Regions from separate parts of the Homo sapiens genome. Here region 1 is linked to region 2. The links are chromatin loops, found by intact Hi-C in ENCODE. Cell type or tissue: GM12878. All regions are shown on one strand. Links, peaks and the distances in the headings refer to the core of each region. The heading gives the core; the rest is flanking DNA.

Evidence for each region. A loop is a pair of places that touch in the nucleus more often than their neighbours do. Peaks named below come from ENCODE experiments on the same cell type or tissue, not always from the same donor. Only the 100,000 strongest peaks of a DNase experiment are listed, where the experiment ranks them.
Region 1: a loop joins it to region 2, with 2.3 times the contacts of the local background. A loop is called at or near these places in 2 of 110 quality-filtered maps.

What each region holds. Positions count from the first base shown.
Region 1 is chr13:79,811,048-79,813,965 of GRCh38, forward strand. No RefSeq gene overlaps it. Among named protein-coding and RNA genes, the nearest start is that of LINC01038, 8.1 kb to the left of the region's middle. In GM12878, for the core only: no CTCF peak of the experiment used is centred there; DNase peaks (open chromatin) are centred at 1,614 and 2,056; H3K27ac peaks cover 756 bases.
Region 2 is chr13:80,255,583-80,258,500 of GRCh38, forward strand. No RefSeq gene overlaps it. Among named protein-coding and RNA genes, the nearest start is that of SPRY2, 84 kb to the right of the region's middle. In GM12878, for the core only: no CTCF peak of the experiment used is centred there; a DNase peak (open chromatin) is centred at 1,198; H3K4me3 peaks cover 477 bases; H3K27ac peaks cover 1,407 bases.

The DNA of each region.
Region 1 (2,918 bases), core at 118-2,617, 440 kb before region 2:
AAAGGCAGCCAGAAGTATGGGGGCCTGAGGTGGGGGTATATGTGGGGGCTGAGGGTTGATATTAATGGAGTTTGTTCTCCTTTTCTCCCTCAGACAGGCTTTATCATTTTCTGTCTTGAAAAATTACTAAGTAGCATTTGAAATAAACTCCCCCAGGGAAAATGACATGGATATTGTGAATTTTAAGTAAAAATCACTTTCTGCCTCTCTGCATGATTAATTCTTCTTCATATCTTCTTTTCCAAATATCGTGTTAAAAACAGTATTGCGTTTACATATAGTCTTAAATAACCATGGTTAATAGCAGAAGAAAGATAGTTCTTTGTCTGACTAAAGCAAGTAACTTTTTCAGTGCAAAGTATCAGTTGTAGGGCTGGAGACAGTGGAAGTTGCTGTTCTGCCCTCTGTTTCTAGAAAAATAAAGTTTTTCTGAGACTAAAAAGGAAGCAAAGGACACAATTCTGAAAGGAGGAAAGTTTTCCTATTGATGATTAGGACTTTAACTTTACCCTGGAAATAATGAGCTTGGTTCTTTCTTTTATCCTCAGGAAGACTTAAGAGATACCTTAAGTTTGTTTTGCCCCTTTCTTCTTTCAGAGATCCTGCACTTCACTATACTAATGCCAACGTGGGGAGAACTGGTTTCTTTACAACCCAGAGAGCCCAATGGAAAGTGGTATTCTTTGTCTCCGCAAAACTAAAATAACAAGTGTTTCTTGCAGGTAATAAGGCACAAGTGTAGGCCACACAGAAACGGTGACCCAATCTGGGCACAAATGGGACTCTTTGCCATTTTAGGATGTCGTGTTGGAATTTCAAAGAGCTGAAACCAAGGTCAGAGCTGGTCATATTTAGGAAACAATCCTCTAACAACCTTCGCTTTGCCTGACCTGTTTCACGTAGTATAGTCCAGATTCATTTGTTTCCACTTCCTTGCCTGGAATGCCTTCCTTTCCTTTAATGAGTTTGAGTCTGGTCCTTTCTTCCAATATGCTGCTCCAGTTTTACCTACTTGCAAAAGCCTTTCAAAGTTTCCAATTCCTAGTCTCGAGGGATTGCCTTTTTCTCTGGATTCCTATGCCCCTTGGATCTCTAGTTCATGCATTCAGCCAGTCATTCATGATGTTCCCTCTCTCTGGGATGCTCTTCTCCCAGGTCTTTGCATGGCTGGCTTCTTCTCACTCAACTGAAATGCCACTTTCAGTTTCCCTCACTACCATTCTAAAGTAGGAGCCTTTTCTGTATATTCAGAGACTGTTGAGTTGAGACAGATCTGAAGATGGAAGATACTAGATCCACACCCGTTAGTGTAAGAAACAGAGAAATTTCCTGGAAATTTCTGGTGGCTAAAATATGTGAGATGCAAATGTGTATTTTAAGGATGGTAGTTTAATGTGAATAAGCAGGAAAGACTGTGTGTTTAGCTCATATTAATCTCTGGGGTCTTCCCCTAGTTGTTCTCTGGATGAGGTTTCTTAGTATTGAGGATTGACAGAGGGTGTACCTAACCTGAAGAAGTAAGGAAAGTAAAACCTTAAATGCCAGTAAACATCATACAGTTTAGGTTGAAAAACTCTTGTAGCTCATTAAAAGGGTTCACAGGAAGGTTTCAAAAGCAGGGTATTGAACCAGAAATGTAGGTCTGGGGAAATGAAACCTAAGTGTAAGATAAATGGAAGTGAGAAGTAGAAATAGGAATTAGAAAGAAAGTAGTGTGAAAATGGAATAGCTATGGGAGAAAATTGTTTACAGTGCCATTGGGGTGCACATCCTACTTTTGTAAAGAAAAGTTTAAAATAACATCTTTATTAACATATAGTTCACATATCATATAATCACCCATTTAAAGTGCACAATTCAAAGGTTTTTAGTATATTCACAGATACATGTCACCATCACCACAGCCAAAATTAGAACATTTTTATCACCTCATAAAGAAGCCCCATATTTTTTAGCTACTACCCCCCATCCCTCCTATCTCCAGACAAACACTGAAGTGCCTTCTGTCTTTATGGATTTGCCTGTTCAGGATATTTCATGTAAATGGAATTATATAATACATAGTCTTTGTCTTATGTAATTTCCTTCTTTCCCTTAACATAATGTTTTCAAGGTTCATTCGTGTCAAAGCGTGTGGTAGTACTTCCTCTTTTTTTTTCTTTTTTTTTTTTTTTTTGAGACAGAGTCTCACTTTGTCGCCCAGGCTAGAGTGCAGTGGCATGATCTCAGCTCACTGCAACCTCCGCCTCCCGGGTTCAAGCAATTCTCCTGCCTCAGCCTCCCGAGTAGCTAGCATTACAGGCCTGCTCCACCATGCCAGGCTAATTTTTTGTATTTTTAGCAAAGACGGGGTTTCACCATGCTGGCCAGGCTGGTCTCTAACTGCTGACCTCGTGATCCACCCACCTCGGCCTCCCAAAGTGCTGGGATTACAGGCATGAGCCACTGCGCCTGGCTGCAGTACTTCCTTTTTATGGCCAAATAATGTTTCATCGTATGGATGGATGTATAATGTTTTGTTTGGTCATTGATCAGTTGATAGACATTTGGGTTGTTTCTACCTTTTGGCTATTATGAATAATGCTGGTATAAATATTCATGTATGGGTTTTTGTGTGGATGTATGTTTTCATCTTCCCTGGTAGATATCTAGGAGTAAAATTTTGAGTCACATGGTAACTCTATGCTTAACCTTCTGAGGAGCTGCCAGACTGTTTTACACAGTAGCTGCACCATTTTCCATTCTCACCAGCAGTCTGTAAGGATTCTGATTTTTCCACATCCTTGTCAACACTTGCTCTTATCTAACTTTTTGAGTATAGATATCCTGGTGGGTGTGAAATGGCATCGTGTTGTCGTTTTGGTTTTGATTTCTCTGATGACTAATGACATCAAGCATACTTTTATACATTTATGACT
Region 2 (2,918 bases), core at 240-2,739:
ACCATGTCAAATTTATAAAATACCTCTCCTTCCTGAACACTTCCAAACTCTCCCTGAAACTGCTTCATAATTCAATATTTCCATTTTAATTTTGAAGTCTCCACATTAACTTGAAGTTTATGAGGGCAACCTAGATCAGAATCTGATAATTTGATATTTGTTAGTTTCATCTTTGTTTTACTAATCTCACTTTCTTTACTGACGTCCAGGAGACATGCTGTCTTGATTCTCCTCTTAATTCAAGGCTCGTATTCTTTGCTAGTTCATCTTTCTGACCTCTAAATGTTGAACAAACCCAAAGCTCAGTCCTAGAATCTCTTTTTTTTTTCTATCTGCACTCCCTCTCTAACTAATCTGATACGTTCTCATCGCTTCAGATATTACATACAGACTTACAAATTTTAGCTGCCACTTCAACCACTCCCCTGAACACCAAACATATGTATCTAGTCACCTACTCATCTTTAAAATTTTCACAGTTAAGAAGTATCTCAAAATTAAGATGTCAAAAAATCAACTTTCTGATTTCCCACCAAAACCTGCTCCTCCTACATGCTTCCCTATGCCTCCAGTTGCTCAAGCCAAAAGCCTCAGAATGTGCCTTGACTTGCCTCCCCCATCTTATATCCAAGCCATCAAGGAATTCTGTCAGTTACACTGAAAAAATTAATCCAGCATCCTGCCATTTTAACAATCCCTCTAGTTTTCCATCACTGACACTCTGAGCCACATCAGCTATTATTTGGATGTCTGTAATAGTTTCTTAAGTCCTTGCCAAACAAGGTTTGGTATGTATAGCAGGGGCCTGGGCATTACCTGGGAGCTTATTAGAAATGCAGAATCAGTCCTCATCTTAGGCCTATGAAAATAGAACCTTTATTTAACAAGATTCTCTGTGATTTGTGTGCACAGTAGAATGTGAAAAACTTTATCCTAACTGGTCTTTCTCTTCCTTCTCTAGAACATATACATTTCGGTTTCAACATAGCGGCAGCCAGAGCGGTCCTCTTAAAGTGGAAGTGATATTCTGCTTCTCTCCTGCTTAAAACCTTCAGATCTCCCTATCTCCCTAAAAGCAACAACCAAAGTCCTTCCAGGGGCTACATGAACACCTGCATCGTCTGGAGTCTGCTATGACTCAGCCCTCAATGCCTACAATACTCATGCATTAAGAACATATTGAGTGGGTATGGAAAGTCTCTAAATCTTCTGGTCCACGCTTTAGCAAACACGTCTCAATATATTCTACTTCTACAGATGAGTAACTTCATTCTTGATGTTTTGTTTGTACTGATTTCGGTTTTTCACTGAGAAATTGAACTCTACTTTTTCTTGTCTTTAATTTCTGGAAAGCACCTACAAAATTTCCCAAACACTGACTACATTCCCCTAAATGCTTTAAAATCGGTAATTTTTTTAGAGACCTTAACTTTTACAGAGTTAATACTAGAATACTTACAAATGTCACTATATTATGGCCAGGATTTGTATCAAAATAATGGAGGTAGAGGTTCAGGAGTAGACATGAGAAAAGATGAAACAAGATTGGCCATAGGGAAGCTGGTTGTTAAGTACAGGAAGATTGCTTATGTTTTCCTATCAATTTTTGTGTATGTTAGAAATTTGTTATAACAAAATATATTTTTTAATTTTTTACAAATTTGTTAAAATAATTTTCTTCTTTCTTTTGATATCTGAATAAAATTATATGATGTTTACATTTCACTTTGGTGGTAAAAATGAACAACTAAGCTGAAATAATACCTTTTTTTTTGTTTTTGGAGACGGAGTTTTGCTCTTGTTACCTAGGCTGGAGTGCAATGGCTCGATCTCAGCTCACCGCCACCTCCGCCTCCCAGGTTCAAGCGATTCTCCTGCCTCAGCCTCCAGAGTAGCTGGGATTACAGGCATAGGCAGTCATGCCCAGCTAATTTTGTATTTTTAGTAGAGACAGGGTTTCTCCATGTTGGTCAGGCTGGTCTCGAACTCCCGACCTCAAATGATCCGCCCACCTCGGCCTCCCAAAGTGCTGGGATTACAGGCGTGAGCCACCGTGCCCAGCCTTTTCTTTTTTTTTGAGATGGAATCTCACTCTGTCACCCAGCCTGGAGTACAGTGGTGCAATCACAGCTCACTAAAGCCTCAACCTCCCAGGCTCAAGTGATCCTCCCACCTCAGTCTCCTGAGTAGCTAGAATCACAAGCACGTCCTACCTCACCTGGCTAGTTTTCAATTTTTTTTGTAGAGACAGGGTCTCACTATGTTGCCCAAGCTCTTCTTGAACTCCTGGGTTCAAGCAATCCTCCCACCTCAGCCTCCCAAAGTGCTGGAATTATAGGCATGAGCCACCACACCCAGCCTGAAGTAACACTTTAATAACTGTCCTTTATGCTTACGATTTTGTGTCTCCCTAAGCTTTTCTAGATTATATATCTTTGATAAAGGCTATTCTTATTAGGTTTTCTCAACAGCAGATCATCTTGGCCAGGCGCGGTGGCTCACGCCTATAATCCTAGCACTTTGGGAGGCCAAGGCGGGCAGATCACAAGGTCAGGAGTTCAAGACCAGCCTGACCAATATGGTGAAACCCCATCTCTACCAAAAATACAAAAATTAGCCGGGCGTGGTGATGTGCTCCTGTAATCCCAGCTACTCGGGAGGCTGACGCAGAAGAGTCCCCTGAACCCAGGAGGCGGAGGTTGCAGTGAGCCAAGATCATGCCACTGCACTCCAGCCTGGGCAACAGAGCGAGATTCCATCTCAAAAAAACAGACAAACAAACAAACAAAAAAACCCAGCAGATCATCTAAATGGAAAAGTTTGTCCTCCACAGAATCAGGAGAAACAAATAACTGTAACTAGTGGTATTAGTCCATTCTCACACGGCTATAAAGAAATAACCTGAGATTGGGGAATTT